Regions from separate parts of the Mus musculus genome. Here region 1 is linked to region 2. Evidence: chromatin loops called from intact Hi-C (ENCODE). Cell type or tissue: left cerebral cortex. All regions are shown on one strand. Each heading gives the region's core, and the rest is flanking DNA. Links, peaks and the distances in the headings are about the cores only.

Evidence for each region. Peaks named below come from ENCODE experiments on the same cell type or tissue, not always from the same donor. Only the 100,000 strongest peaks of a DNase experiment are listed, where the experiment ranks them.
Region 1: it touches region 2 in a loop (4-fold over the local background); 3 of 42 quality-filtered maps call a loop at or near these places.

Annotation. Positions count from the first base shown.
Region 1 is chr10:13,774,984-13,791,804 of GRCm38, reverse strand. The region is part of intron 3 of Aig1 (androgen-induced 1); the gene reads left to right. Among named protein-coding and RNA genes, the nearest start is that of Aig1, 86 kb to the left of the region's middle. In left cerebral cortex, for the core only: no CTCF peak of the experiment used is centred there; DNase peaks (open chromatin) are centred at 8,871, 9,300 and 11,068; H3K27ac peaks cover 510 bases.
Region 2 is chr10:13,835,345-13,852,165 of GRCm38, reverse strand. The region is part of intron 1 of Aig1 (androgen-induced 1); the gene reads left to right. Among named protein-coding and RNA genes, the nearest start is that of Aig1, 25 kb to the left of the region's middle. In left cerebral cortex, for the core only: no CTCF peak of the experiment used is centred there; DNase peaks (open chromatin) are centred at 4,021, 7,083, 7,462 and 9,166; H3K27ac peaks cover 381 bases.

The sequences.
Region 1 (16,821 bases), core at 5,234-13,233, 62 kb after region 2:
TGGATGCTTTGCATCAAAACCTTTATGCCATTTTTATCTGATATGAGTAAGTAGGCTAAGATTTAGTATCATTGCCCATGTTTTGGGTTTTGGTCTCAATGTAGAACACTTAATTGTATTTCCAGTGGATTCTCTATTGTCCAACTCAATGTGAATGTAGGGTAGACTATGGGAAAGCTACAGCACAAAGAATTTTGAATTACCAAATTGAATATATTGGCGTTTAACAAAATAATGTGGGTATTCTTTGTTTTTGTTTTGTTTTGCTTTTTCTTTGAATTTTGGTTCCTATAGTTGTGTCATTGAATTGAAGTTGCTTTTGGAGAGAAGACTGCATAAAATCAGCAAGAGCAAGAAAATGATTAACAGTTTGAGCAGAAAATATTAATTTCATGGTCTTCTTGCCTGAAGAAATGCACCTTTGATAGAGATGTATACATTTTATTGTAAATATAAATGTATTTAGTAAATTAATATGTCAGCTGTATTGCTTTATTCTAGCCAGTTCTCTATAATGACACAAAGAGAACAAGATTTATTTCCAAGTTTCACCTCAATATCTGGGCAGTCAAATGATCTATCTTAATACCATAAGCTAATTTGGCTACCTCCCAGCCAACATCCCAATAATACTCGAAGTTAGGCCTTCCATGCTCCATCTGAACTCCTTCCTTCTCCTCCTCTTCTTCTTCCTCCTCTGTCTCCTTATCCTCCTCTGTCTCCTCTTCCTCCTCCTTTTCCTCATCTGGCTTTTCCTCTCTCTCCTTCCTTCCCTGACTGGCAGAAGTCCCACCCTATTCTCTATTCTACCCAGACACTGGATGATCAGCCTTTATTGACAAGGCAAACAGTAAATGGTAGAATTATTTACACAAACTGGAGACAGAAGATTCTTGACATAAGCATTACAATGCCTTGTCTGGATTGAAACAAGATATTAGAGCAGAGAAATCAGCATTTGAATAACATAAGGATAATCTCTATACAGTGCACAGAACCATTATGCCTACAGAGATGTGTAGTGGCTGAAGGGTAAAGTGAGATGCAATGTCAGCTACTAAAAATGATTTACAGATCAAGGGGTGGTAAAACAGGGAATAACTATGTGTATGCACGACTGTGAAGAGAGAGGATTACATAAGGAAAGCCACAAGGGAAAAGGATGGGACTGGAATAGACAAGAAACAATGGTGGTCTGGAGACCAACACTGTAGAGAAGGACTGGTATTTTCTTTCTTGAGGAATCCAGTTTTCCTCAAGCTGACTGGATTCTAAATATCTAGAGTTCATGAGGGGTCCTTGTGATAACCACAATTAGAAACTTCTGAGAATTGAGAGGCATTGTCCCAGCCCTTCTAGTGGCCACGGGGATAGCAAGAACGTGGTGTTGTTCTCATTCTTGTTGTAAGTGCGTACTTCTTTATCCAAGCATATAGGATGTAGAAACCCATTTCTAAGAGTTTGTGCTATCTAGCCTCCTTCCCACCCACTCCCCATGACCATTTGTTTATGACTCTAACCACTTAATACGTCAACATCCTTTGGGTCCACTGCTGTGTTTAGCTAACTTCTCTGAGCTCATTCATAGTCTTCCAAAGGTAAGGATTGGCCTTTAGTATTCTCCACTACAAAAGTGTCAGTAATAGTGGATCACAAACACACGCTACGCTAAAAGGTCCCCCAGGACCGACTCTAAACCAATTCCTGGTTCCTCTGCTGAAGCCCTACTTACCCCCTGTCTGCCTGTCCATGTTAGCCTCCCCTCTGCTTTGACTTCCCATGATTGACACCCCTCTTGACTTGGGTACCTCCATTCCATTGGTTTCAGCTTTCTCTGTGTATTAGCATATCTGACTCAGTACTTGGGATATAGTAACACTCACAAAGTGTTCTCTGAATGAGTTAATAAATAAATACTTGAGTGCTTGCGTGAATGAGTAAGCACCCTCAGTCTCCCACTCTGGCTATACTCCTTGGGCTGAACCTTGATGTGAACCTAAGCTGGAACATTACCAGTGCCATTTAATTTTCATGTTGTATAACCCAGCCTCTTAGTAACCCACTGGAAATCCTTGAGCTTCCTTGTTGAACCCATTGACTGACAATCTTCAGCACCAGTCTTTTCTCTTCAAACATCAGAAGTACATGTACAGCCTCCAATTGACCAGTATGACTACTTCTCTGAGCCTGGGCATCTCTCAGGGGTTCAGATTAGGAGTGGCCCACACAGCACCCTGCTCTCTTGGTACCTTTGCTTCTTGGGAACTCGTTTCAAGAATCTTGTACAATCTAGTAAGGAGCTGCCTCTAAGCATAAATTAGTGCTCTATTTCATGAAACATCTTTCTCTAGATCACGGTTAATCATTTAGTATATGATTTTAGGACATTGATAAACATCCATTCTTCTTTTGAAAAATAAAGGGAAAATAGATTATTCTTTTCATCCAAGCAAGAACAATAATTTTCTATTGTTCTTTCCACCTTTAGATCTGTAGCTTGGGATGAGTTTGCACAAAGTGCACTAGTTAAGATTTACCTTAACAAATAAGCACAAGAATTAGCTCTGATTGGTGGAATTGTTTCCCACTAATTGCAATCCCTCTCATCCCTATGAATAACGTTAATGCGATTGGCCTTATAATGTGACTGTCATATATATCCAGGTACTGGTGTTTGCAGGGCCTCTTTCTCTACGTGCTACAACTGTTGCCTTCACTTCACATTCAACAATGTGACTCATATTCTTGCTTTAACTCACCACAGACTGAACCCCAACAGATGCCTGCATTTCTCCAGGACACAGTTCTCATAGCTACCCACATTTGAGCCATCTGCAAAGGGGTACTGAGCCAAGTGACCCCTAGATTCTCCCTGGTTTTAGTATTCACGAAAAGTATAAGTGATATAAATTGGTATGAATGATCTGTGAAGTTGTTCACAATGGGGTCCACTATCAAAGTCTTGAGTGTCTCAAATTAGTTCCATTATGAGGAACTTACAACTTATTGTGGACACTCAAGAGGTATACTGTGGTCATGCAAACACAGGGCCTGATACATAGTAGGTCTAGTAAATATGGTTCTATAAAATAAAATAAAATATAAAGCCTCTGTAGCAAATGATCCTTACTTATATAATCAACAATGAGTTAATGTCAAACACTGGAATTCCAAGAAAAATGCTAATAGAAATCTTATACTTATAGAAACTCGGCATTTGTACATACTTCTTACATGACCAGATAACAAAGATTCTAGGGGAAAAAGTGTGTCTACGATATAAGGTGTATATCTCTGGACCAAGAATTCACATCTTACTTGAGCACACTTAAGCTTTTCTCCTCAGTTGCACCTATTGGAAAGAGTGCTGCTTAGATTAAAATTTGACTGCTAATCTTCACACATATGGCAAATGTGGACTACTCAGACCACAGCTATTTTGCTACATTCCATGGTGTCTCATTTATTTGTTTGATTTGCAGCTATAGCAACTAGATTCCACCATGGTCGGCTTTTACACAGCCGCACACTGCGATCAGTTCGGTGGACGCTTGGCACTCAGAGCCAGATTCAATTGAAGACATATGCACAGATTCACTTACCACATTTTAAGAAATGTTTTTCACACAGGGTTAGACCTGTGCTGTTTGTCTAAAATACCAAAGCAACCTTCTGCAAGTCTGGCGGGCGATTACGGACGCTGCAGCTGCCTTCTCCATAACATCTCAAATCTTTGGCTTTCTCTTGCTGTACTCTTCAAGCACCCACCTGACTTTGAAGCAGGCTTCTTGCCTTGCGCTGGAAGATCACCCCTGTGAAACTAAAGTGTTGCCCTGGTGCCAGGCCATTGCTGTAACATCCACACAGCTCTGCACAAAAAGAACGGTTGCAAATGACCCTGAAATGGAGTTTTGCCAAGTCACTGAAGTATGGGACTTCAAGAAGTACCATTTCTCCAGGGACTTAGGGAATGTGTGTGATAGTGTCAGGAGTAGTGCTCTGAATTGGGTATTGGATTACCAGATCTTAACATCTCTGTAGAGTGATCTTCCCTCTTGGCTTTGAGAGAAGCACACTGTAAAATGTTTAAAAATTAAATGGAAAAATTAAGTAATGAAGAAAATCGGTATCTCACTATTGTTTCCCTTAGGCAAATCTCCCTGGTCTCTCAACCATTTGCTGGAGGAATCAGAGGCTCTAAAAATATTTTTTTTAAATGGGGAGATAGGAACTTAGAATGGATGTGAAGCTAAAATAGAGATGAAGATGCAATTAGTCGGGTACGGCAAGTGGGAAGAGCTAACTCTCCCTTCCGTTGTAAGCTGTTTGTAGGTGGGATTTTAATCCATCAGATTCGGGCTCCAGGAAGGGAGTGTTTTCTCTCTCAGTGTGTTTACCAGCTGAGTAAGCTGTGTTGCTATTGAAACACATTAGTTGATGGTGACAGCACTTACCAGCCCGTGGTTTTCAACATTGCCAAGTGCTGTCTGTGTAGAACCTGGACCTACTTGATGGCACTTCTCATCCCGGCAAGTAGGCTGACCCTCCAGGATCTGGATTAAAGGCAGTCTGGCTTGACTCTTGCTTAGAAGCTTCAGCTCATCAGACTTCAGATTCCTCTCCTGCCCCCGCTCTGCCTTCCTGGGATCTTGTGTGTACACCTGTAGTGAGCCCAAGGTTCTCTGAAGTCTGGCTCAAGTATGACTGAAGGGTAGGGGCAACCCTGGGGATAGGTGGGTCTTCTCATGTGACAGCTCTCACTGTCATACAAAATAAGATAATGCATTTTTTTTCTTGAAAAATAACAAAGGTCATCAACTCTTTTAGAACTCTGAGAAGACTAAGGTCACTCGTACTTTTGCAATTATAGAAGTATTTCATGTCACTGTCCTGGTAAGTGTACCTTTGTATAACAATGGGAGCATACTTCAAACAAGCTCTCCTGGACATTCTTTGATACTTCATCTGGGACTTCCCAGTAAGTCACTGGTATTTCTTTAAGTTTGATTGGAGTCACTAAAACAAAGGCATCTCTCCTGATAAGCTCAAGCCTTCCCTTGCATCATTCTTAGAGGCCTGCAAGTCAGGCATGCAACTGAGCTCGACATCAAAATGATGCACTGTGGTTGTTTACACAACTGTTCACTTAATGCAGTGGCACATTAAAGTCAGCAATGCTGCTGAGTGTGATGTCACAAACCTGGACCTCAAGCACTTGGAAGGTAGAGGCCGGATGATAAGAAACTCAACATCTCCCTTAGCTTTATAGTAACTTCAGTGCCAGCATCAGCTACGTGAAAGTATGTCTGAAAAAAAAAAAACAAAGCAGGCAAGCAGGCAAGCAGGCAGGCAGGCAGGCAGGCAGGCAGGCAGGCAGGCAGGCAGGCAGGCAATAACATGCCTTTAACCAAAACAAGCAGGCAGGCAAGCAAACAACAATGCATTTAACTAAAATAAGCAGCAAGCAGCAAGCAACAAGCAACAAGCAGGCAAAATGGCATTTGCAAAACTGCAGTCATAATCTTGAGGTCAAGCTAGGTGATTGTCCACCAAGTCTTGCTAACGATCATATGCTAGATTGATTCCCACAGTTTGGGTACTAGAAGTCAAGGTTGGGGTGTGGTCGTGCACAATAACCTTCTGGGTTCCAGCCAGTACTTATATCATGCTCTCAAATGACTGGAAGGGTAAACGGTTCCTATAACCCTTTCATTCGGCTGGAAATCAAGCCCCTTCACGAATGGACCTGGCCACCTCTAAGGCTTCCCCTGCTGTTCTGTCACTGCATGAGTTTGGCTTTGAACCTCGAATGTTTGAGGGAACACGTTTGTGCTTCTTCAGGAGAGCACAAGAAAGAGGCAGAGATCACTAGGACTTGGGATACTCAAGATGGTGGCATACTTTGTAGATCACAAAAGCCAAGAGACACACCAAAAGAAGAAGGTCACAGGAGTGAGATTTAATGAGACAGTGTCTGTGTTTGGTTGGCTGATGATGACATCAGCAATCCTATTTCCTTTCTCGCTATGGGCTCGCTTCATTGTCTCTGTAGTAAATATTTTAGGTATTATGGAGAAGGAAACTAACTGTTATTCTAAGGAACCCAATAGTACTTAACTTTAAACCATACTTACTATTCTAGACATTTTAGAACCATGCGATGTTTTTATATATACAACTTTAAAGCATTTTTGATGTGTACATTTGTGTGTGTGTGTGTGTGTTGTGTGAACTACATACATGAGTGTGTGTGTGTAGAGGACTTGTGTGTGTGTGTTGTGTGGACTACACACATGAGTGTGTGTGTGTAGAGGACTTGTGTGTGTGTGTGTGTTGTGTGAACTACATACATGAGTGTGTGTGTGTAGAGGACTTGTGTGTGTGTGTGTTGTGTGAACTACATACATGAGTGTGTGTGTGTAGAGGACTTGTGTGTGTGTGTGTGTTGTGTGAACTACATACATGAGTGTGTGTGTGTAGAGGACTTGTGTGTGTGTGTGTTGTGTGAACTACATACATGAGTGTGTGTGTAGAGGACTTGTGTGTGTGTGTTGTGTGAACTACATACATGAGTGTGTGTGTGTAGAGGACTTGTGTGTGTGTGTGTTGTGTGAACTACATACATGAGTGTGTGTGTGTGTAGAGGACTTGTGTGTGTGTGTTGTGTGAACTACATACATGAGTGTGTGTGTGTAGAGGACTTGTGTGTGTGTGTGTTGTGTGAACTACATACATGAGTGTGTGTGTAGAGGACTTGTGTGTGTGTGTGTTGTGTGAACTACATACATGAGTGTGAGTGTGTAGAGGACTTGTGTGTGTGTGTGTTGTGTGAACTACATACATGAGTGTGTGTGTGTAGAGGACTTGTGTGTGTGTGTGTTGTGTGAACTACATACATGAGTGTGTGTGTGTAGAGGACTTGTGTGTGTGTGTGTTGTGTGAACTACATACATGAGTGTGTGTGTAGAGGACTTGTGTGTGTGTGTGTTGTGTGAACTACATACATGAGTGTGAGTGTGTAGAGGACTTGTGTGTGTGTGTGTGTTGTGTGAACTACATACATGAGTGTGTGTGTGTAGAGGACTTGCTCCTTAGGAGCTGTTCACCTTGATTTTTGAGACAAGGTCTCAAGGCTAGGCTGCTTGGGTGGCAAGCCCCAGGAACACACCTATCTCTTCTTATACAGCAGTAGGATTACATATATTCACCTCCATGATGGCCTGCCTTTCTTCTTTTTCCCTCTCCCTCTCCCCCTCCCCCTTCCCCCTCCCTCTCCTTCTCTTTCTCCTCCTCTTCTGTCTCCTCTTCCTCCACCATCTCCTCTCTTCCCCTCCCCCTTCTTAGGAGTTCTAGAGAACAGAGATCTGCCTGCCTACAAACCCAGCACTTACCAATGTACCCATCTCCAGAGTCCCTGTAGGTCATTATCTTATTGAAAGACTTCTTTCCACATCCTTGCACAGGTCCCAGTTGAAGAGGGGCCTCCTTACCAAAGTCCCAAGTAAAGATTTTATGAACCCTATTCTAACACAATGACACTTTATCATCTGCTTTTAAGGCTGAGGTTTCCTGCATCTCTCAGAAGTGCCGGAGCGTTAACCATATGTGGGGTACGACTGTATCTGTTAGACATTTTCTATTTTCTTCAGTTGACTTTATACCAATGTAGATGATTAAAGGAAATACAATCCTTACAGAAAACTCATTCCCCTTAGAAGCCAGATCTGCCTTTAGCAATTTACATGGCACTTTCTCTTTTAGAACTCATCACTATTGAATTCATGGTGGTTGTCTTAGTTAGGGTTTTACTGCTGTGAACAGACACCATGACCAAGGCAAGTCTTATAAAAAACAACATTTAATTGGGGCTGGCTTACAGGTTCAGAGGTTCAGTCCATTATCATCAAGGTGGGGGCATGGCAGTATCCAGGCAGGCATGGCACAGGAGGAGCTGAGAGTTCTATGTCTTCATCCAAAGGCAGCTAGTGGAAGACTGACGCCCAGGCAACTAGGGTGAGGATCTTATACCCGCACCGACAGTGACACACCCATTCCAACCAGGTCACACCTATTCCAACAAGGCCACACCTTCAGATGGTGCCACTCCCTGGTCCAAGAATATACAAACCATCACAGTGGTCAACCCTGGCTGGCTCAGGCATCACCCTCATAAGATCTGATGGATTCAGACTGGGGGAGAGGAGCACACCACCTGGATTTTTAAAACGTTCCCTCCTGCACATGGCTTTTGAAGCACGGTTGAGGACCATTGAATTTATTTGCCTCTGTAACATCCTTGAGGTTCAAGGAAAGAGACTTATTGAAAGAACCATAGAGGTAAGACACCTTGGACACAGCTGGAGCTAACTGAATGGTAGTGGTGGCAAAGAGACCAATAGCTGTGATGGAACACCCAGCCACACTCAACTCTAGGAGGCTGGTTAACAAAATATGGCTTCTTTGCCTTGATTTCTATGGGACTAATATACTGGCACCCTCTCTAGATTGTAGGAAAAATGAATTAATATTACCACTTATTAAAGATTAAAAGTATACTCTATGTGTCAATTGCTATTAATCCTTGAAAATATTTATGGAGTTCAATGGTCTGTAACTAATTAGAGACTGCAGTTAACAGGGGATATGGGTTTCCTCAGCGCTACATGAAACAAAATATAAATCTTTTATATAACTCTATTTCCCCTAGAAAGGTTTTTTTTTTTAACTTGTCAGAGGGATTTTTAAACTTTTATTTTATTTTCTTGGATCCCACTGCTTTTCCATAAATCCTATAAGCAGAATTACAGTGACGTGAGTCATAGTCTTAACACATTTTTGGAGGTTCTCCCGCCAATGCAGCTTAGACTGGGGGAGATTCCTGAGAGCAGTGTGCTTGGGAAAGCATGGGTGGGAGGAGAGGGAAGGCAAGAGAGGTGAGAATGAGGACAGAGGAAGGGAGAGAAGGGGGACAGGAGAAGAGAGGAGGGAGACGGAAGGAAATGGTCTGCTTTAGATCACATTCGTTTTTAAACTTAACGACAATAGAAAGGTGCAGCTTTCCCATTCCCCTAGCAATGTGTGTTAGGCAAGCCTCAGATTTTTTTTTTTTTTTATGAGCTAGCACTTGTAACTCAAAATAGTTTCCCCACAAAACTTTTGCTACATAAGTGGTAATTAATTTTCAAGGCTAGCTTATACATTCCTTCTATTCTGTCTGAAGGTGAATTATTTGGGCGCTGGCAGTGCTTAACACTAGACTGAACAGTTGAAATGTGGTAGACGTGAAGAATATCAAAGAAATAAATCAGTCGTTGGAATCCCTAGAAGTTTTCAACATGAACACTGGCAGTGGAGGGGAAAGAGCTGTGATGTGAGGAGGAGTGGGAGGCTGTGCAGATACCTCGTGTGCTTATTTGCAAGAGTCAATCCTCGAGAACCGTGTCTCATTTCTTCCCACTCTGAATCTTGATGGGCGAGATGTCATCTGCCCGATGGTCCTTGGCATTCACGCAAGCAGACAAGGCAGAAAGACCCCTTTCCCCTGTGAAGCTCCTCCGTGGTTGGGAGAAGGGAAGTGCAGTCACGTGGTGATGATGACTGTGATTTTTCCATCTTTGGGTTTCCAACCCAAATCAGATTCGTATTGGAAGAATATTAAAGTTCATGCCGATTTACAAGGAGTTATGACAACACTTATCAGATACATTTGATGAGCGAGGACCTGCTATGAATCAAGTACTCTACCTCTGCATGGACAGTCCCAGGGGCTTCCAATGAGCAGCACCGGAAAGCTTCCATGACACACTCAGGATACCACAGAGCAGAGAGACACACAAACAAATTTGTTTCTCCTACTCATGCTGAAAGGGGGGAAGCTTTTCTGTGAGCTGTACCATTGCAGGGTTAGTAGGAAGTGGGTATTTCTTAGTTTGGATTGTATTGCTGTGACAAGACACCATGACCATGTCAAATATTATAAAGGCAAACATTTAATTTGGGCTGGCTTACAGTTTCAGAGGTTTAGTCCATTATCATCATTGTGGGAAGCATGGTAGCATCCAGGCAGACATGGTGCTGAGAGTTCTACATCTTGGTCTAAAGGCAGCAGAAGGAGACTGTGTGCTACGCTGGGCATAGCTTGAGCATAGATGACTGGAAAGCACTCCTCCATAGTAACATTCTTCCTCCAGCAGGCTCGCATCACTTGTGCCGCTCACGATAGGTCAAGCATTCAAACACATGAGTCTATAGGGGTCAGACCTAGTCAAACCACCAAAGGTTTCATCAGAGAAACCTCATTCTCTCATCATCAAAGAATAAGGAGGACTCATAGTAAGAGACCAGACCATTTATAAAGGGGTTTCCTCAACAGATAACACCCTTATGCCTGAGACTGTTCTGGGTGCTGATTTGTTTCCTTTTAAGGAAAATTATAAGGGAATGCTCCAAAGAGGGAGGAATGATGTTGGGAATCTTTAGTGATAAGATGATTTGAAGAGCAATTTCTATTTATGTTGGGTATAACTGAAAGAAGAGAGAAAGGTGGTGGGGGGGGGGTCATAGAAATATGGTTAGAAAATAAGCAGAGGCTCTGATCTGTAAGAGCCCAGTGCACCAAAAAGTTGTCTAGGGGTTTCTCCCAAGAAACGAGAGGCTAGTGAAGGTCTTACATGAGCAAGATATTTGGATGTGTGTCTGCTGGACAGACAGAGAGAGAGAGAGAGAGAGAGAGAGAGAGAGAGAGAGAGAGAGAGAGAGGAACTGCATGTGTGGTGTTAGAAACAGCACTGAAGTATGATCCTCCCGAAGCTGACCTGCGGAGAAAGAAGGCACTGCAGTCACCCAGGGAAGACATTTATACCCTGTGTCCTGACTAGAAAGGTGCAGATTCATCCTACCAGCTGAAGGCGGGTGTGGGGAGATTTCTGGGTAAGTGAAAGATGGTTTGGACCATTTTTTCCCAAGACACCTTTCTCTAGGATTGAAGGAGAAGATCTGAAGAATACAGGCAAGATTTGAAGAGGGAGAAAGGGCTAAGGATGGAGCCTTGGCTAGCGCCTACACTAGGGGTGGGTGGAAGAGGAGGTGGTGAAGAGAAACTCGGAAGGAGCCTTTGCAGGGACTGAGGAGTGTCTTGGGAGGAAGGTCTATCTATGCAAAGCCATGAAGGCGAGTGTTTCCAGAAAGAGTGAGGCACAAGCTTCCTAGGCTACAGAGGTATAGCAGCTCGCACAGCTGCCAAGTGTGTGTGTGTGTGTGTGTGTGTGTGTGTGTGTAGACCAAAGGACACCCTCAGGTGACATTCTCTGGAATACCATCCACCTCCTTGGAGACAGGGTTTCTTATTGATCTGGGGCTCACCAGTTGGGCTAGGGCTTTGCCTGTCTCTATCACCTTAGTGCTAGCTTTATGGGCATGATCTCCTATCCACCACACATGGCATTTTATTTAACCTAAGTTCTAGGAATGGAACTCAAGTCCTCATGCTTGCAAGGCAAATGCTTTACTGCCTGAACCAACTCTTAATCTACTGTCATCCTATATAGTTTTCATCTATGTTGTTCTAAATATTAATTTATAAGTAAAAAAGAGAAACTATAGAAGAGCTTGCAGAAAACACTAAAAAGCAGTTATTGAAGTTGGGTGTAGTGGTGTACACCTGTCTGGAAACTGAGGCAGGAAGGTCAGAAATTTAAAGCCGACACACACACATGCAAAACCTCAAAGCAATAACAGCAATTTCTTTGTAGTTCAGAGTGTGAGGAGAAAGTTTCAATAATCCTTGTATATTCTTGTTTGTCACCATATCAAAAGTAACAAAAATCAAAGCGAAGACCAAAAACTGCACACAGGACTTGGTGATTGAGAAGCCTCCCTGCCCTGCTTCGCAGTTGTCCAGCCTGTGATTCAGATCCTTAGGAACGTCAGCTATCTCTAATGACGAGCTGTTAGAGATAGACCGCTTGTCTATGTGCAGATTCGGAGAGCCAGAAATACAGGAAATAGAACTCAATTTGGAGAAATACTTCTCTGGCCAGAAGTTCTGTACTGACACTGTGCAAAGGTCCAAGTCTTTGGTTGTTCTTTAGGGTATATGTAGGGACCCAGAGGGCCAGTGTGAAGTTCCTGGCAGGTATGTCACAGTAGGTGAGCCTGCAGATGGGCCATCCATGCTTCTTGCCTCTTCTCCCAATTTCTCTGCTCCTACTGGCAATTAAAAGGAAAAGAAAAGGGAAAAAAAAAAGCCTCCAGGATCGTAGAATGTTATTGAGTTTGTAGCAGTTGTTATGGTTACCTGCATAGCTTCATTGTTGTATTAATGTGTAATTCCCTTCATTTCTGGAAACATCATCATCATGAAACATAATAATCCACAGACTCTTAGCAAGTCTCTCCAGTGCGGCTCGGAGACGCTGACAACAGTTGTGATGAACGCGTGTGGTTTCTGGGCCACCTGTGTGCTGCAGGCCCAGGAACTAGGACATCATGGTTTAGCAGAAGACAATTTGAAGTTAATAACTCTTAAAAGTTCAAATGCTCGCCAAACAAAGCACTTCTGTTTTTACTGCAGGAAAACTATTGTCTTTCCTAACCAGTTCTTAACGCAAAATTATATTTAATGAATTTATTTCTTGTGTTGTAAAAAGGAGTAAAATAATTAGTTAGTTATTTTCATGCATGTGTATACACATGCACACACATATTGTATATATCGTATGTATGTCTGGAACCCATGGAGGTCAGAAAGGGTCAGATCACCTGGAACTAAAGTTAAGGATGGTTATAAACCACATAGTCACTAGGAACCAAAGCCAGGTCCTCTGCAAGAATAAAAATTGCTCTTAATCGCTGGGTCACTTGCCCAGCCCCATAATAGGTATTTTAAAAAGATACCGTTAGCGGCATTTCTGAGCAAATTCTTCTAAGTCTATTTTCCTCCTCCTGCAGTTGAAGCTGAACAATGCCGTCCATTGAGTTGTTTTCCATGTTAACTGCTTACAGCTGCAGAGGTTGCTAATGCATCTCCAGGTCCTCTTCTCTTTGTTTCCCTGGCAATTAGGGCAAGTCTGTTTTTCAGCTGTTCGTTAGGTGTAACATGTGGCTCATAGGCGCTGGGATGGGAGGACTTTACGTGCTCTGGATCCATGCATCATTCATCCTTAATTCAGCAAACTACTCATTGAGAACATTTGAATAACATGCGTCTACACTGACCATGTTCAGACTTTCTCCCTTTGTGTTTGTATGTAAGGAAATAAGGGATTTCAAGTTTAAAGGAAAACAGGCATAGGTTCTATGCTAGTACTATGCTATTTCATATAAGGGACTAAAGCATCCTAGATTTTGTTTTTCACAGGATCTTGGAACCAGACACCAAGAAATGGCTGTATAATCCTTGCTGGTCTAAACAGTAAGAGTTTCCCATTTCGATGTCCTCAGCCTCATTTCCAAATTATGACGGTTGTGTATTATATCAGCTACTGTGACCCAAATGAAGACACTGTTGATAGGTATCAATTTTAAATGAGTCCTATTTCTTAGGAGAAGTCCCAAGGTTTTGCCCATAATTATTTCACACAACTACTTTCACTGTTTAAAAAAAAAAGAAAAGAAACCAGCTTTGTAAGTTCAGTGTTCAGTGATAAATCTTCTGTTTCAGAAGAGTCCGTCATTGTCAGATATTGTAAAATATCTGCCTCTGTAAGTTAGGTGTACTTGGGAACCAAAAGGAGGGAAATGTACCTTTTCCAGATACTCCTATGTATATACCAACAAGTTCTGTGCTCACTTTTATAGTACAAAGAGCTTTGTTTATTCCCCATAATTAATATCTTAGGGAGGTTTACTATTTTATAGATTTGTGAAATTTCTTGTAGGATATAAGGATATGTATGTATGTATGTATGCATGTATGTATATTTGCCAGAAACCTGCAAGGGAGTTCAAATAAATTGTACCTGAACTAAAACCTAGCCGCCCTTCCAATGTCACTGCTTTTGCAGTATACACTCAAAATCAGCTGCTCAGCATGCCCATGGAACAGAATGACAGCTGGTAGGAACGGGGCACATACATCAAGTTTGATGATCTATGTTGGAAATAGACATTCTCATGCAACTGCTGGAACATGGTAGTCCCAATATTGCTGAGTGTTTTCTCTCTTTGTTCAGATATCAGCTCAACAGTTGAAACAGACTTAGAGTAACAGTTGTTCAACATGGATGGTCTGGAGGCTGGTAGCCCATGTTTTCTCATGAGGCTCTAGAGCCAGCTCTCTCATCTGGCTGCTGTTGGATCCTCTAAGTTTTATCATCATCTTTGTACAAGCCATTTGTAGGGAGCATGTGAAAGAAGAAAGCATCCCAAGTTGCACATCACCTTTGCTCACCAGAGTTGCCTGGTTCCACAGATACGACACAGTAGGGGAGTCAAAGAAGTAGCATTCTTAAGTGCCAGTAGTTGTACCTTTTAGAGGAAAGGGAATAAGAGCCACTGTGGGGCGGTGACAGACTTTGACACATACTTCCTTCCCACTCCTTGATGAAGGTGCTAATAAAAAAGTTCCAGAACACATGAAGTAGAAAAGGGAAGGAAAGAAGCCACGGAGACAAAATAGATTAAATGGGGAACATGTTATTGATTTAAGCAGGGTACTGGGGAAAAAGCTATTCTTTCTTATTTTATGTATATTTGAAACATTCTGCAATAGAAGTTAAAGAAATTCTGGATCTAAAAAATAAAAACAATCTTTGGCTGTGCTTCGGTGTTCACTGACCTCGTATGAACTCCATTGAAGTCCTTCCTAAAGTTTTCAGGGCGTTGTTCTTCTGAGTGAATATTTGTGCTCATCGATTTTATTTTTATAGAAAGAACTTGTTAACAGTTTGCTTTTGGGTTAATTAAATAAAACCTTCCTGATTTCTCCGTGTAGTAATAAAGGGGATGCCAGGTGAGTTTGATGAGGCCCCTTTCGGTGAATAGAATCTAGAATAGACGATAAGACATTCCCTCAAACCTCACTGAAGAAAAATAGACTAGAAGGCCTGTGTTAGATCACATCACACTGAAAAGATCAACAAAAGATTCTTGGATAGGATGTTCTAAACCGTGATGGAAAAGTAAGCTTTTGACCGATGCAGGTGGTTCAGAGAAAAGTCTGGGTAGAGACCACCAAGAGAGAGGCTCCTGGCCAAAGATCATGAGCAGGCCTCTTGCCGACAGCCAACACAGGCACGGGGATTTTATTATGAGTACCTAGAAGTCTCATTTAAAAACAAGACAGTAAATAAGGAAGAGGCTTTGCAAGACTGATGCTTGTACAGGGACTTGTAGCTGTGAGAGTCTGTTGATGAAACAAACATCTCTCACAGTGTTGGGATGTACAGGCTGATGTGGGTGGTGGATGGCTGAAGCTGATAGCCGAAGCTGGAGGCAGATGAGTTTGCTGCTAACGAGACTGGGGGGAAGATTGCTTTGAAAGCCAGGTTTGTTAGCAAATGGGAGTCCTGATGACTGCATCACAATGGAAATGATGTAATGATTTCAGTTGACATTAACGATGGTGTGAGTCATGGGTATAAGAATCTCTCTACTCTCCTCCCCTGCCCCTGCTCACACTCACACACTGAGTTCTCAGTACTATATTTGTGGGTATGTAGGTGTGTCCATGGAGACCAGAGGAGGATGTCACATGTCCCCCCTCCATCTCTTTTTACCTTATTCCTTTGAGGCAGGAATATAGCACTGATTTGGAGGTTGGGGGTGGGGACAGCAAGAGAGCTAGACTCACAACCATCCAGCAGCTCTCTTTACCAGGACTGAGGGGCAGAACTCTCAGGGACTGCCATGCTAAGTGCTGCTGTGCTATTCAGTATTTCCTACATCTCTTGACTCTGTGCAATTTTTAAAAACTTAATTGGCTCTTCCACAACAGTGTCTCTGGTTTTCTTCTAGAGACTACTCTAATTTCCTTGTAGGTCCCTCCTCCATAGAATACTCACAGGACCAAGGCTAGGCTCCAACCCAGTTTCCTAGCAGTCATGCACACACACACACACACATGCACGCACTCCTGCACACACACATAGGCACCACACTGCACACTTCCACTTTCTTAAAATATTTGAAGCATGAACTCACTTGGGTTGTAACTCACCATGTTACTCAAGATGGCCTCATACAACAGTCACCCTGCTTGGGCTACCACCTCCTCCCCTCTGAGCTGGGAATGTAAGTATGAGTCGCAATGATCCATTGGATTACTCAAGGACATTTTATATGCAACATCCAAAATTGAAACATGGACCCTTGTGCCCTTCCCAAACCTGCTGTCTGTCTCAGTAAATACCATCACCATCTCCTTTGCTACTCAAGCCATCAGAGAGAATCATTAGTTTACAAAGATTGAAACTCCATTCTACAACCCCACTGGGATGCCCTGAGCAAAAGCTATGGCTTTAGTAATGTTATTTGCCCAGAATGTTCCTTAATATAACTGAGTTGTATATATAGTCCCGAAAAATAGGAATTTCTGATGTAACTTCACTGTAGCCCAGCAGTTGGATACAGGCACCCATGACCTGTTCCTTCAAAGGTGAAGCTGGCTATGAACTACCAGCTGTAAAAGAAAGTTGTGGGCTACTTATGGTGAATAAGCAACCACATGTGGCAATAGCACCAATTCCAGTGGGCCACAGAAATCCGTGAAATGTGGATGTTCTTCTTGTCTAGAAATTAGAAATCTGTTGCAGCTGTCTGGTGAGGAATGGGAGGTCATTTTCTTCCAATTCCGTCAGGACAGAAGGGGAATGCAGTTAAAGC
Region 2 (16,821 bases), core at 3,784-11,783:
GGTCAACTCTTCTGTGAACACACTGAACCTTAGCACCTTTTGCCTACTGAATGTTCCATGGCCAGACTCTCTCTCTCTTCTCCCTTACCGTTGAATAGTTTTCCATTCTGACTGCCCCCTTTCCATCCACGTACAAACAGACGGTGCCACCCGTCACCCTAAACACAACAGAATACAATCACATTTGTTTTGTCTTGAATTGCCTAATGCTATGCAACTTCTCTCTGTGTATGTGTGTATGTTTGACAAAACTTGAAAACTGAAATCGGAGCTGCTGCTTCCAGCTTCCTCTTCTCCTGCTCTCTCTTAAACACACCTCATTACAAGGAATCAGCTCTAATTAAAGCCACTGCTGACCACAAAACCAGCTCATACTATGGCATCCCTGAGTCCTTACATAACTTAAGCTCCCAGAAATGTTTAGCCCAATCGGTCACTTCCCTGTAACACTACCCCAGAACTTGACCTCTGTGAATCTCTGTTCTTTTGGGGATCATCCAGCCACTGTGGAGGTTTCCTGTTTTATTCCTCCTGGTTGTATTCTCTTCCTGGTCTTCATCCTCCGCGTTGAGTTCCCCAGGAATCATTTCTAGACCTCCCCACTTTCCAGACCACAACCATGCCTTGCAGAGCTCATTTTCCATCCTGGCCTGAAAGGCGCTCCAGATGTTGATGGTCCTCCCAAGTGAAACTTGGAGCCTCAGTCTCCTCTAAGCCTCATATACCTCTATTCTTCTTTCAGAATTTATGTTAAAACAGTTCTTGACTTCACTCCCCAAGCCCCCTCAACCCCATTGCTCTGAATCTAAATGAAAACCACAAATATCCAAGACTATGCTTTATAGCCCCGTACACAAGGATTAATTGGATTTTCACTAGCATTTTCCACACATTTCCCCTGGTGGCTATCTCATTTTTAAAATTGTACTAAAATATAAGCACCCCAGCAATAATATATAGCTCTTAAACATTTTAATTCAGTTGAATAATAAAAAATGTTGTACTAGATAATTAGAAAACGATCTGAACATGTTTGGGAAATGACCCAAGATCAGAAGAAAAAATAATCTTCATATCTAAGTTGAAGCACATGAGTTTTAAAAATGTCCAGTTATGTCGGAAATATTTTGGAGAAATATTTGGTGAAAATATTTATTTACTTTTTTCTATTTTAGTTATGATTTAGGAGTAATAATCACTTTTTAAAAAAATTCCACCTTCCAATGAGCACATCTGGTTTTGACAGAACATTTAGCCATTTTAGTTCATATTAGCCATTTGATAACTTTTAGTGTACTTAATAGCTATTCTAACTTGCCGCTAGTCCTGCAAAGGGTTCCGTAAGTGCTCTGGATACAACTAGTATTCCACTCAGAGCGTTTCTCCATCCGCAGAAGCTAAGCTAACTGTGCTTGTTTTTCCTGACCTCCTGATGTCTCCGCTCTGTTGCCTGTGCATTGTAGACATGAGAGGAACTGCAAAACATTTAACCATAGAGTAACTTATACACATGAGACTCTGTGTGGTGCCGGCAGACAACAAGGAAATAGTTTGACCCCCAGTCTTCCTTTCCTGGCCTATCCTTCTGCTTCCTGCCTAAAGTTGTATTCCTCTTTAAACTAATATATACCCCAAACTAAATATTGTGTTCCTTCATTTTTTTTTTTTTTTGCTTGATTAGGGCCTTCATAAAAATGGTCTATTATGAAGGCTTTCTTTACCCAAACAGAAATAGCATGCTTCCACAGGGTAAACTTGCTGGCACAATGGCCCATTGTAGTGCTGTTTACACACTTAGGTTTTTTTATTGCTTTCAGTACTATGTAATTTGGACTTGCAGCTGATTAGCCAATTAGGAGCTGGAAGGAAGATATGTAACTGTTACCGGCTAACTGACAGAATGATTTATTAGAAGCGTGTATTTGTGGGGTGCCACCTGCTTTGTTGTTTGGGGAGGCCTCATGCCAAACCTAAACACTGGCGTCAGTGGCAGACCTGTGCCCAGCTGTTTTAAAAAAAAACAAAAAACAAAACAAAACAAAAAAACAGGCACAGTTGAATCCCAGTCAAGTGTGATTTGTTTGTTTGCCAGTGGTGTCCGGCTGATTTGAAAATACACATACCTTTCTGCTACCTTTCTTCGGCTTTGATTAGTTTAAGTGAAACCTCACAGGGGTGTGACCCGCTGCCTCTACCCCTCTAATCGTCTCTTCTGTTTCAGTGTTTTCTGTCCTTTCCCATTGCTGCTTGGGTGTCTGGGTCCCAGGTTTACAAGAAGAGACTCCTCTACCCTCTTTGAAAACTCGGACCGTTGGTTTTTTTTCATTAGCCTGTGTTTATCTTGATTTCAGACAAGGTTGGAGGTTTTTTTCATTAAAAATAATACAAGTAATTTTATTTCTATTTTGTTTTAATGTGATTTAGATAGAGCTGGCAACTAGTTTTATAAAGGAAATGAAAAAGTAAGAATTTATTTTTTTGAAAAAAATTTTAATTGAAAATAGATTCTTCTCTCATACAATACATCTGAACCACAGCACCCCTCCCAGCCCCCCCTCCTCTCCCCTCCCAGCCCCCCCTCCTCTCCCCTATCAGCTCCTCTTTGCTTTCCATCAGAGAAGAGCAGACCTCTAACAGACTACCAATCATGGCAGAGCAGGATACAATGAGCTGGACAGGACAACCCAACAGGAGGGAAAGGACCCCAAGAGGAGACAACAAATCAGAGATACACCCTCTCCTACTGTTAAAAGTCCCACAAAAGCACCAAGGTAACAGCCATGACATGCACACAGAGAACCCGGTGCGGATGCCTGTAGGCCCCCTGCTTGCTGCTTTAGTGTCTGTGAGAGCATTATTATCCCTGATTAGTTGATTCAGTGGCCATTTTCTCCTGGGTTCCCCCATCCCCCTCTGACTCCTAGTCTTACCTCCCCACTTCCTTGGGATTCCCAGAGCTCTGCAGTGAGGGATCGGATGGAGAACTCCAGTTTAGACTCTCTCTCTCTCTCTCTCTCTCTCTCTCTCTCTCTTTCTCTCTCTCTCTCTCTCTCTCTCTCTCTCTCTCTCTCTCTCTCTCTCTCTCTCTCTCTCTCTCTCATATGCCTGGCTGTGGGTCTCTGCATCTGCCCTATCTGCTGCTGGAGGAAGCCTATCTAAGCAGGACTGGACAAGGTTTGGATCTGCTTTCCTGGCAGTGGAAAATAAGAATTTAATTGGGCTGTAAGTTTCATCTAGAAACTTTTAAAGAGGGCTGTTCAAAACTTCCTACATTGACAAGAGCCCCAAGAATGTCTGCATTTACTATTGTTGTCTTTATTTTGAAAGGCAACTTATACTGTGACAGGCATATAGTTCATATTCACTAAAATAATGAAGGGGAATGTCAGACCACAGCACTTGATAACTAGCCCTGGAGTTTAAGACAAGGAGTATAGAGCATTACAGATGATAACACAATCCCCTTAACAACTAGCCATAGGGCCTAATCAACTCACATCAGGAGCCCTGGGAGACATGTGCGTCTGTCCAGTCTGCATTTGTTCTGCTGATGGACATGGATATATTTTTAACTGTACTGTTTTAGTGCTTGGAGACAACTTATAGCTTTGACTGGAGATATGATAACTATAGAAGCTTTCTCCCCTGTGCAGTTGAGAAACGTGTTTCCAGATTTCTTCTGCCCCTGGATCCACTAAAGAATCCCTCTCTCACCTCATTTGCCCCATCACTATGATTTCTAACTTCAGGTTCATCACGCACTCAAATGAAAGCTCTACACAAAGTTGCATCTCTCAGTTGCACATAAGTAAAAGACATATTCAGAGTGCAATATATACTTGCAATATAGCACATAAGAGAAACAGCTCGTCACCACAGGGGTCACATGTCCGTGTTGTCTATTTTATACTGTGATGACAGAGACAAGGGGCCTGGTTTTGCCTTCACTCTGGTCCTTTCTCTCGGTTCTAGGGATAAACAGAAGGAGTTAGCAGCTCAGAGAATTGTCACTTCCCTTCAGCTGGGATGAGGCTCAGAGTATGGCTCTAGGGTATGACATTACATTTCTGCCTCTAGGTGACAATATTCACAGTTGCTTCTGTTGCTTCTGGCAGATGCCCTTATATGAGCTACAGAAATGTGTTCAGCTTTCTAAGATACTTATTGTTAGAAATGCCATTATGTGTTCGGCTTTCTAAGATTCTTATTGTTAGAAATGCCATTTAAACTCCATGTCTGTAGGTATGTTAATGTAGAAGACCATGGTCTGTTCCTGGGCCTCTATTATTGTGCCCCAGTACTTGCTTGTTTATGTCAAACTCTCACAGACAGACTGAGAAGTACTCAGCTTTTACAGGAACAGCCCAACAAGAGATGGCGTCACCACCCATCAACCCGTCAAACCTGAAGCCCTCCAAATCTTTTGTCTATCAGCGATAACCACTATTCTGACCTCAGCACAAGGCCAGCACTGCTTAGAGTGGAGTTACAGAGCTTACTTATAGTTTGTGTTTATATAGTTTCCCCTGGGATGTTTTCTTAGTATCTCTCTGCAGGGTTTGTGGATGGTTGCATGTGTTGGCATTCATTCTTACTACTGCTGTGTGAGGTCCTTCTCGTGTGTTTTTAGAATTGCTTTCCATTCTACTTCTGATGGGTTTTTGAGTAACTTTCATATCTTAAATGTTCTTAATAATGGGTGTGTGTGTGTGTGTGTGTGTATGTAGGGGTATTTCTGCCTAGGGGTAGCATTGATGAGTGATAGAGACCTGTGTGTTTAGCTTAGTAATAGTGCAAAATGATTTCCCTGAGTAGCTCTAACAATGTCTCTTCCTTATAGAAGTGTGTAGAAGCTCCTGTTATTCTGTATTTTCTGTAACATTTTGTGGCATAGGTATTTTTTTTTTTAATTTACCTAAAAATATGCAGGCTATTCTGATGGGCTTTCAGTAATACTTTATTATAGTTTTAACTTGATTTTTTTTCTGACTACTTAAATTGTTTCACATTTTTATTTGTTTCATGGCCACTTGAGTAGCCTGTGCTGTGAAATGCCTGTTGAACTTTTTGTCCATTAAAAGAAAGTTAAGTTGTCTCACTTTTAGTTTCTGGATTGTGAAAAACTACTTTTAAATAAAGGGTAGGAACCCTTTTCAGATACATAGAGTAGTCTACTTCTCCACATCTGTGACTTACACTCTATATGTGTGCTGTCTTTGTGTGTGTGTGTGTGTGTACGCGTATGCATGCGTGCATGCACGTGCACATATGTGTGCCCATGTAGGCATATGTGTGCACATGTGTACTCATGGATGTGTAGGCTGAGGTTAACCTCCCGGTCATTCCCCAGGTGCCACCATGTTGTTTGTGAGGCAGAGTCTCTCTTTGCCCTGGGGCTTGCTGATTAGCTTAGGCTCTCTGGAGGTCGTCCTCCTGTCTCTGCCTCAAAGTACTGGGGTTACAAATGTGAATGACAAGAGCAGGCTTGTCTTATAGACTCTCTGGAGATGGAGCTCGGTTCCCCATGGTTGCAAAGGAGGTGCTGTGCCAACCAAGCCCCCTCGCTGGCCCTATTTATGCTCTTTTTGGATCAGCTGAATTTTTTACTTTGTTGAAGCCAAATTTATCAATCTACTTCATTGCTGTGGGGAATTTTTTTTTTTTTTTTTTTTTGGTCTTTAATGTAGTATTTATCTTATGTAAGACCATGAGGGAATTTCTCTATGCTGACTTCCAGAAGTTTTGTCATCTTACATTTATATCTGTCCCTCAAGCAGTGTTTTTGTGTATGGTGTGACGGGGGTCTGGGGTCATTGCTTTCTCCCATGCTCCCATGAGCCTCCATTGTTCCCTAGTAGCTTTACTATGAATCAACGTCTGACTTCTGATCCCCTCGTCTATTTCCCTATCCTTGCACAAATGCCACACTTTATAGTAACTATGTCCGTAAATTCAGGCTTGACGTTCCATCATGTTAGTCCTCCAACTTTGTTCTTAAAGATTATCTGTAGGCATAATGTTTTTGCACACTGTGTAAAGATTGCCCTGTGCCATTCTAATGCAGATTTCTCTGCCCTCATATCTTGTTTCAATCTGGACACAGCATTGCGGTGCTTATACCAAGAATTTCTTGTCTCAGGTTGGTTTAAATAACTCTTAGCATTTATCTTCCACCTTTTCAATAGCTGATCACCCAGTGGCTGTGTAGAATAGAGAATAGAGTGGGGCATCCGCCAACCAGAGGAAAGGGAAAGGGAAAGGGAGAGAGGGAGATTCAGATCAGCCAGAAGATGGAGGATTTGGAGCCATGAGGAAGGGGTCCAGAGAGAGAGGGGGGGGAGGGGGAGGGGGAGGGGGAGGGGGAGGGGGAGAGAGAGAGAGAGATCATGGAAACACATCTGAAGCCCAAAGAGCCAGATTAATAACATGCAAGTATCATGGGATGGAACTGGGAGACAGATTATCAAGCAGGCTAAAGGTAGATCATTTAGCTGCTCGCTATTAAGGTGCAGTTTAAAACAAATATTGCTTTATCTGTGTCTTATTAGGGATTAACCTAAAGTCAAGAAATACAGCGGCCAATTAATTTGCTGTTTATATTTATGTTACAAATAATTCATTTACAATTATCTTCATTATTGTGGCCTGTTTCATTTCCATTTAATGTTAGAATAAGCTTGCCAAATTTTAAATAAAGACTTTAAGCTATTAATTGGTATAACAAAGAAACCTTAAACTATAACTTAGGGAAAATGGACATTTTCCAACATTGTTCTTCCCAGCAATGTAGGCTATTCCTCCATCTCTGTGGGTGGTCTCTAACCTTGCATGCATAAACTCTGTGATTTTTCTTTGTGGAGGTCTTGCTCATTTTCCAGCAGCCACTTTCCTCCTTGGGTCCTTTCTCTTTACTAGCAATCAAAATGTTGCTTTTTTGCTGGCATCCTTAGCAGCCCATTAACAGAGAAACTATTTTGAAACTTGAAGACAGGAAGTGTCCTTCACCTTGAGGAGGAGGTGTGAGCTCCTTTCTGTTGTTTGAGGTGTTGCTGAATGTCTTGTCCAGATGGAACCTTGGATGTCCTTACAAGGAGCAGATGTGTGTGGGCAGAGTGTAGCTTACTATATCGAGAAGTGCACTGAGTGTCTCGAGGTATCACATACAGTTAGCTGAATGAAGAAACCAGTGCGTGCTTTAAGTATCTGATCCATGTTCATTGATACTGAGCAAATGACCGTTCCTAAACAAATGGATCATGTCTTTTACATCCTTCCTACATCTTTGATTTCCTAGTCAGTAGAGCTGACTTAAATAAAGAAAATCCCTTCAGGAGGCAATGAGTCCTACTCAAATGACTGGAAAATATACTCTTTAAGGGGTAAAATATTCTGGAGTTGCCTCTAGTTGCTATCTTTTATTTCCCATCATGCTTTAGGAATAAAGTTTTTCCTCACTGACTTTAGTCTCTCAGCTCCAATTCCCATCCCACACTGGCTCCTAGCCTTGAAGGCCTATTAAACCTGCACTCAATATCAAGGCGTATAGCCCTTCTACTTACCAGAGCCAGTGGAAAAAATGCCCCCCTTTTTTTCATTTGTGGCTGTTAAACTGTCCTCTGAAGGTCCCCTGCCTACCTTGGCATCTCTCCTCTCCTGGTATTTCTGTTCCACAAGTTTTCTTCTGGCTGTTTTTAGGGCTCTCCTCATGCCCTTTATGCAGATGTCCACTTCACATTTCCTGTTTCATGTGGCTTTCTTGATTGTCAGCATTCTGTGGATTTTGGTGTCTGGTCTGGAACTATCTAAGCATCCAAGTGAGTCCGTCCCTTCATTTCAGGGCCCTGAAGACTCAAAAGGGAACACACACATCATAAGGAAACTCCAGTGAGCTGTTTATGTTTGGCGATTGGCACCTTTTCCACCGGGCCTGTGTATTCCTCGCCTGTCTGCGTCTGTGACAAATACCAGAGAGAAGTAACTTCAAGGTACTGATGATTTAGCTCGCTCAGGATGTTAGAGGTTTCAGGTCCTCGTGATGGAGAGAGCATTGCAGCAGTTTGCCAATTGGAGTGAGTCAGGAGAGAGGGCAGGGAGTGGGGAGTGTGGGCATGGGCTTTTCTGCCCTTTGTCCTTTACATCGTCTGCTGCCCACACGTAGGGCAGGTCTTCCTAAGCCTACTTTAATCCTTAAAGTGTGCTTCCATAATCTAATCCCTTCTAATCCAATCAGGCTGACCATCAGGATTAGCCATGGGTTTTCTTTGTCCACTTGCTAACCATGTCCATGGTCAGCATACTGCTTTAGGCTTTCCCTCAGTATCCTTAACATCTCTGTAGCCTGCCTCCTCTTCTGTGTATCAGTCACCTTTTCTCTCTTCCCACATAACCCTGTACCTGGCTTGCTTGAACTACTTCCTAACTGGCCCGTCTGTCTTCAATATTTGGACCCTCTAGGCCAGGATCAGTAGGGTTTCTACAGTGGGCTGCTCCTCTGTCTAGCTCACCAATAGGCCAGTTCTTCCTTTAGCACAAAGACCTTTGCTATGGCTTTATAAACTCGTGATGACACAGTATCACCTCCTGGTGTTTCCAGGCTCATCTCTGGACATGGCTTCCTTCCCATTCCTGTCCCTTGCTTTACTCTGCCTCTTCCTTCCCATTCCTGTCCCTTGCTTTACTCTGCCCCCCCCCCCCGCTCCTTGTTTTGCTTTTCCCAGAGTAGGCTGAGCCTTATTTCTCACTCTCCTCATGTCATTTGTCAAGTCTCAGCTTAGATAGGACATGTTGTAGGGGAAACATGTTCTCATCCACTACCTCCATTACTATGTACCATACTGTAATGTGTTATATACATCGGCCTCACTGTCAACTCAGCGAAGGCAAGGGACATATTTGTATCATCCTATGGTGTTTTTATAAGTAGGGACCGTGGCAGGCTCTGTGGATGCAAAGATGAAGGACTTTTGTCTCAGCCCACAAAGCTCTCACAATGTGAAAAATGAAACGAACAGCAGCAGGTGTTATCATGCCATTTGATGAGTTCTGTATGACAGGTGTTTTCAAGAAGTGGTAAGAGGAGCACCTTCGGGGTCAAGTGAGTTCTCCTGAAGTGTGTTCTGGCATCCCTAGAGAAACGGCGCGTAGAGGATAATCCTGAGAGTGACGATCACCTCCAGAAATAGCCCTGGCAGCCCTTCAGTCAGTTTGCCAGCTCATCTCCAGAGAATGTTCATTGGCTCTTCAGATGCAGAGAACTGCATGGGAATTAAGTTTTAACAAACAGTAGCTCAGCATGTAGATAAATAACACGTGGTTAATGGAAAAAAATAGCACAAAGGTGCATTTTCAGGGTACTTAGTTGAGATTTGAAAGAGTAAATATTTTGTCCTGTGTGCTTCGGGACTCTCTGACAAAGTCCTGTGTGTAGTGTCCAAATATGGTGACTTTGTCTGAAAGTACAATTGTAAAGCACAATTTGCCTTGTATGATTTCAGTCTGATATCTTTTAAATATGATGGATTCCATAAAAAAATCCTGTGAAATGAGACCTTTATTACTGCTTCCCTCTGAGCACCCTTTGTGGCAGACAGCTGTTCTAGCAATTCCTATGTATTCTACCCAATTAGCAGGATGGTGGACACAACCTTCTATAGATAGCAATTAGGTGATATTGTAGCAGTCAGAGAGGGCTTGTCCAGATCAAGGAATTCCACTTTATTACATGGCTGTCTATGGTAGTAGACCATGAATGAGCATCAGAGTGTTTGGCAGAGTCTCTAGAATTCATGTCAAATTGGCCACTCATGCATCTGAGGAGAAAGGGTATAATTTCTTTTTTTAACCCCTGTTTTCATTTTTGAAGAAGAAATGATTGGCAGCCACCACGTTCTGAGCTACGTTCGTTATATTTATTGGTTCCGTCACTGTTGTTTTTGAGGGAGTAGATAGTAGCCTCTGCCCCACTCTGAGTTATCTTTGTGCTGTGTGTTGAAATGGTTCCCGGGCTGATGTCAGCATTAAATGGGAGCCTGGATTCCAGGTGTTTCCCAATGTGAGCGCTCACGTCTTCGTGGGAAGTTCATGCAGTAAATGTTGTATGGCTGTTTTCCAGAAGACAAAGCAGAAGCTGAGAGAGTGAGAAGTACTTTCTGAAAGGCAGCAGGCTATCTCCTCTAGTCAGGTGCCCTGGACATCAAAACATAATAATGAGTATCACACAACCATCCTCACAAGGCTCTGTAACCTAGGACAGACAGACAAGAAACAAAAACAAAACAACAGTAATAATATTAATAAAAGTCATGACAAACCTACAAAATTATACATTCCTAAATCCAAGGGTGGAGAATATGTGGCATAAATCCTTGGTACCTGGTAATGTTAGCTGTGTTTTATCAAGGACCAAAATTCAAGAACACATGCCAAGCTGAAGTAAAATTTAACATAGTATACAAAATTTTCCATCAACTTATTGTCTCCCCCAGGAATAATTGACATGTAATATAGATCTTGGTATGGGTTCAGTTGTAAAATTTAGTGTGTTTTTAAATTTCTCTTCTTTAGCAATTATTGTTTTGTTTTGTTTTCTAGCGAGGAAATGATTGCTAGCTGTCCAAATTAATGGAACTCACCAGTCAGCGTAGATCCTACAGTTTGTTTTCTGAGGCCTTAGCTTCTTACCCCTATTTCTTATTGAGTTTAAAATTTTAAATTGCACTTTATTTTTTGATTTGTGGCTCTTGGATTATTTTTTCTTAAAAATTTCCAGATAGATGCTTCTAGAGGAGGTACTGTGTACTGTATTAATGCCTGGTGGAATTTCTCCAGGGGACGTTGGCTTCGTTTCTTCCTTTTATCCAGAGCGATTGCAGTGTAACCAGTGTTGTGATGTAACTGTATCTTATATTGGTATATTCAACCTTTTAAAAATATAGTTTTGTTCATGTACAGATTTGGCTAGTGAGTGTTCTCTTTTAGTGTTTACACATATACATTATATGTTTATGAGAACAAAGCAAATACAGAAGGTATCACTTTAGTCAAAAAGATGTCTGAGCCAAGAAATTTCCGCTTATATTTCTAGTTATTCGAAACAATCAGTCCATAGTCATTATTTTATAAACATATGATGCTTTTATACCTATTTAGTAGAATTTTCAAATCTATAATCTTTTTTAAAACTTCCTTTCCTAGTCCTGGGAACCTAAGGCCGTGTTTATGGTAGGCCAGCCCTCTACCACTGGGGTATATCCTTAGCCTTTTAAAAGATTTTTCTTACTGATGTTTGTTTTTTATTTTTTCACATGGGGTTTCTCTGTGTAGCCTTGGCTGTCCTGGAACTCAAGCTGTAGACCAGACTAGCCTCAAACTAAGAGTTCCACCTACCTCTGCCTCCTGAGTGGTGGGATTAACGGTATGCACCACCACCAACCAGCAGGTCTTTCCAAAAGTTTTTCATTTCGATCTGGGAATTGCCAAGGCAGGCCTAAAACTGTCTATCTCGTTGCGACAGCTCCTGAGTGACTGACTGGGAACAGGCATTTTGATTCTGATGTATTCTCTTTCTCTCTTTCTTTTGCCCAGTGTATATGAGAACATAATTAATATGTGAGATTTATTCTACAATCTTTCTTTGGGACCTATTTGCTATAGCCACACTTGGATCTTTTCAATGTAAATAGCCTGAATTTATTCTGGGGCTATGGGCTCCCATCTCCCAGATGTTCACACCTCCCAATACCCGCCTCTCCTGCTTCTCATTGGGCTTCAGGCTTTTCTCTGACCGTCTGAGCTACATGATCTATCTCTAATTATTCATTTGACACCTCTGTACCCCAGTGACCTTGCACTGCAAAGCACCATAGTCCATCAGTCTCATACTGTCCCAAACGGAAATGACCCTGGGCCCACATACATCCTCTTAATCTAAAAGCACATACTAATGCCTTTATAAGTAAGTGCCTATATAAAAAAGGTACTTACTTTTTCCTTTAAAAGCAGGTCATGATAAAGGAGAGAGGCATGCCTGTAGTTCCCTTGTTCCATGCCATCTCCTAGTTGGTGTTCTGTGAGGCATGCAGAAGGCTGTTCATAAGGGTGTGTGGCTCCAACTTGACGAAATTTGTCCTTGTTTCCCAAAGGTATAGAACAAAAATAAACACTTGTTTGCATTCCTCATACAAACGAGAACTCTCACATTCTCTTTTTTTCTGTCACTATGAAATTATGAAGTATCTTAGGTATTTTTAATGTATCTAAGATCCATGCTGCCATTTCACTTGGATGGTAGTGGGATTCTTGTAGCACTAGTCATATACTTTCTCAAACTGAAAGGACCTAGAGCCCACATAAATCTACTTAATCTAAAGGCATATATTCTGTAGTTAATAAATAACTACACAACAAAAATTGTGTAATAATAAATAACAAAAAGCAAACTTGAAAATATGATTCAACTACTTGTGGGAGTTTACCACGTACACTGGCAAACTCCAAGGTGTTCTATTTGAAGGTCAGTATAATGTGGAAGTCGCCAATTGGAGCAGATAATGTCTGAGAAGGGGCAAAACCTTATAAAACTTATCTTGAAACATTTGCCTAGGAGGTCCTATTTCCCATGATAAAGATCAGTATTTAGAGACAGTTTTGCCTTCATCTACACCTGAATTATATAGACAGAATGTTGGAAAGAGCATGTCATAGATTTAAAATACTTACAAGAGACATTTCTGAGGTTAGGGGTTCTTAGCTAATTGGCTTTATTCATGCAATTTCGCATTCACTTTCTGTTGCCGTGTACACGTCCCACACAGGTTCTGGGTTGTTGTCTGATTTTAGGTCACATATCAGTTAAGATCCCATCTGATCCTGACTCGGGTCAAGAGCATCTTTGATTTAGGTTTTAGATTCTGTAGCCCTTTAATGATGTCATCCGGTGCTGAAGCCATCTGTGAGATAAATTGTCTTGATAAGTAAAAACTTGGAATGTATTTTATGGTATTAGAAGATTTAATTCACTTTTACAAACATTTCTACTCCTAAATGCATCCTCCCTTCCCCTGCATAATGACTCCCTGCTATTAATGTGCTGAAACTACACATCATATATTTGGCAAATACAGACACTAGTATGTTGGAGGTTAGGCCTGTCTGGACATATTCTAGACAGCAAATGCACAACCATTTAACAGCCTGCATTTCCTCACTTACAGTTTACTTAGAGTTTGTAGCTAGTGGTTAATCAATAAATACTTGTTTAAGCGATCAATAGTGGTTTTAATTCCAGGTTAACAAGGATCCCTGCTGCACTAACAGTTTATATGAACTCTATAAACGTCTCCACTTTTTGAGTAGTTCGTGGTGTCAGAGTAGGACCCTCCCAGTAGCTGTGGACATGGAGGCGGAACACTGGCAGGTTGGGCACTTCCTATCATCATTTGCTCCAGAGAAGGGAGTCCGTGGAAAGTTGGCTGCTGTCCCCTTACTGAGTTTTTATGCAGTGTGGTTTGACTGTACCCTTGCCTGTGGGGAACATATGTCAATACCTTCTCTAGGTAACTGTCCACCTTGTACTTAAATATTGTTACGATTTTCCTTGACAAGTCTTGTCTTCCCATGCTGCTTATCATAGCATATTATTTCTGACTGAAAGGATTATCATTCTTTTGTTATGGCCAAATGTATCTCTTGCTAGTGCTGACTTATGGCTCGTTCCATAGATTTCCAGTAATGAGACGGAGTGCTATGAGGTAAACATCTGCGCACATGAGCGGGGGGGTTTTAAATCACAGCCTGCAAACCACGGAGCTTCGTGGTGCAGTTAGTCCATCTCCTCAGAAATGCCTGTGGTAAAGGCTTCTTGAAAATGGCCAGGCTCCAAGCAGGTCACTTAGGTGACACTTTCAGTCATTTGCGTGATAGGTCCATGTTGGCTTGGTGAGGCTGACCTCCACGGGTCAGGGAGGACAATTCACCAGCCGGGGAATTGATGGACATAGTCTCAGCGGGAGGGAGCATGAAATACTTTTAAACACATTGATGACTTTGCAGTGTAGCATTTAAACATGTAACCGGTCATGGATCCCCCAGTCACGGATGACCGCCCACTTTGTGACTGTGCAATGGCTATAAGATGTTCAGACGTGCCTGGGGGGAAGACCGTGAAAACAAACGCACGGCAGATCTCTGCGGAGCTCTCCTGTCCGGCTCTGCAGTGAGTCGCTTACCTCGTGCTGCTGAGTTACTTTTGGCCTTCGCTCTTGATCCCATGACAGGAGAAGACATGCATTACTAAGGAGTCAGAGAGCTGTGGAAGGGGGGACTTCCTCAAAGAGCTTGTGTTACAGTCCCTCTGGGTGATGGTGTGTCTCTCCTTCCCATGTGTTGCCCAACTCCTTCAGGAAGCTCCCCCCTCCCACACAGACACTGTAGGGGCTGGTTTCCAGTAAGAAGATCACTGCAGCTTTTGGGAACTAAAAACAAAACAGCCATTCCTGCACTGCGAGGCTTCATATGATGGGAGGAAAAAATACAGGAGGGGCCAGAGTTCATACCACTTTCCTGAAGGTTTTATTGACTTTTCTGCAGGGGAGAAATCTCTGTGTCTTCCAGATATATAATTCATTTTATATATGTGTATGTCACACAAACATCTGTCCTATATATGTATATGTCACATATATGTATGTGTCACATATGTGTATATCATATATGTATGTATATGGCACATGTAGTCAGACTATAGGAATAAATAAACAACATACAGTCTACTGTCTTCTCTTCTTTGCATTGTATATATTCTTTGCAATATACATAGATTCATCCAATGCCAGGTTATGCCCTTATAGTCTCTAACTAGAAAATCCCAGGTAGGTTTGGTTTTTTATTTCTTCATCATTTCCGCCTTAATTAATGCTCTTGTCTCACAGAAGCTCCTCCAGGCCTTTATGTATAACACGATAACTCTGGCTGCCTCCTTCCCATCTGTTCTCTCCCCAGTTCCTCGTTCCATGCCCCGTGCCACTTCACTTCCCGTTGCCACCCCACCCTTGAGCTCCCTCCATCGTGTTGCTTCTGTGTACTACGGTAAAAGCTAACTTGAAAATAACAGGGTCTCCAAGACCCACATGGCACTCCTTGCCCCGTCTTTTAGAAGGACAGCACCGCTACTAGTGTAGACAGGAGCCAGGAAACCCTAATAGATCAAATCAAGGCAGCTACACTCTGCTCTCTTAAAATTCTGTAAGTAATGTTTGCATTTCTTACTTCACATGTTGCTTTTATTTTTTTCTCTATTTTGGTGCAGTTTTGTCTCTTACTTGAGTTCAGTTCAGTAGGAATATTTAAAATACTAACCAGTTAATAACATAATTTGATGAATGAACTATAATTTAAAGCAATTTCATTCCATTTAATAAACTGCAGGTATACTGGAGTCAAATAAAATATGTTCTGGACAGAAAGACCGTATCTGTTTAGGAATAGATGCTAGGAGTCTAGGGACTTTCCCCCAATGTACAGAATATGGCAAGCATTTAATACATTCCACAGAAAAAGAAAATGCCACTCAATCTTTATTTCAAATTGATAGTGTGTGAAAATATGCATGGAATATTTATTCTCGTGAAAATGAGCCCTCATTCATAAGTGGATCATTAAGTAAGACATGACTTCCGGATAGGAAGGGGAGGTGGAGAAGCAGTGCAGAAGGACTGTGGAGAATGCACGTTCTAGAGGATCAAACACTCAGTGGCTCCAGAATACCCTGAGATGGTTTTGTTTTCTGATCAATTCTTGGGAGCGACAGGATGCAATGGGCCACTGAGTTTCCATGTGGTGGAAAACAACACAAGCAACCAGCCTGCTAGAAACGCACGGCCAGATGGTGTACATCCAGGTCATGCTGAGCTGACGGGTTGGAAATGCCAGCTCTGCAGAGTGGTTGGAGCCAAATGATTCTTCAAGGTAACCCTGCTTAAGACTCGCATGTGCGTCTCCATGTAAAATTACACTGTAAGCAGTGTGGTGAGTTTCAAGAAGACAGGGTAGTACTTTGAGGCATTAGATGTTCCCCGTGGGATCTGGTAACTGTCCATGGGAATCAAACTCTAGTAAATGTAGTAGAAATCCAAATCGTGTTTCAGTATTGGCCAACTGTTTCTTTAAGCAAATAACCCAAAGTCAACTCACTGGTGAAGGAATGGTGGAATGTTTTAGACATGTTACATCATCTTTTGATGATGAAAGCTAACAACAGACTGTTCCATTCTTTGGTGGGTATTAGGATCCCATGACCTTTATCATCTCAGGCAAGCATATTACCATGGATTTGCATCCCTGACTTGTTCTGTTAAAGAAACACTAACTACCAGCCAAGTTCCCTCTTTCTCCTTAGGCTGAGGCTCTAGGAAACCATTCGTCTTGCCTCCCTCTCCTTGGTGCATTCTCACTTGGAGAAGTGCTCATAGGAGTTCTGGGGAGGTTGAGGTCACTGTATGCAGGCAGGAGAGAGGCAAATGGGATGACTAGAGATGCAGGGAAGCCACCAAGTACTTGTGAGTGGACAAATGCGTTCGGTGACACGTTGCATAGGGCGAGGATACACTTTGATTCTGCATACCATTAGCTGTTCAAGTTCTGTTGTTTAGAATATTAATGACTTTCCTCATGGTTGAGACAAGGTTGCTGATGAAGCAAGGTAAGAAAGGGGTTACCTTGGCAGCCAGAGACAAGGAGAGAGAGAGAGAGAGGGAGAGAGAAGGAGGGAGGGAGGGAAAGAGAGAGAGAGAGAGAGAGAGAGAGAGAGAGAGAGAGAGAGAGAGA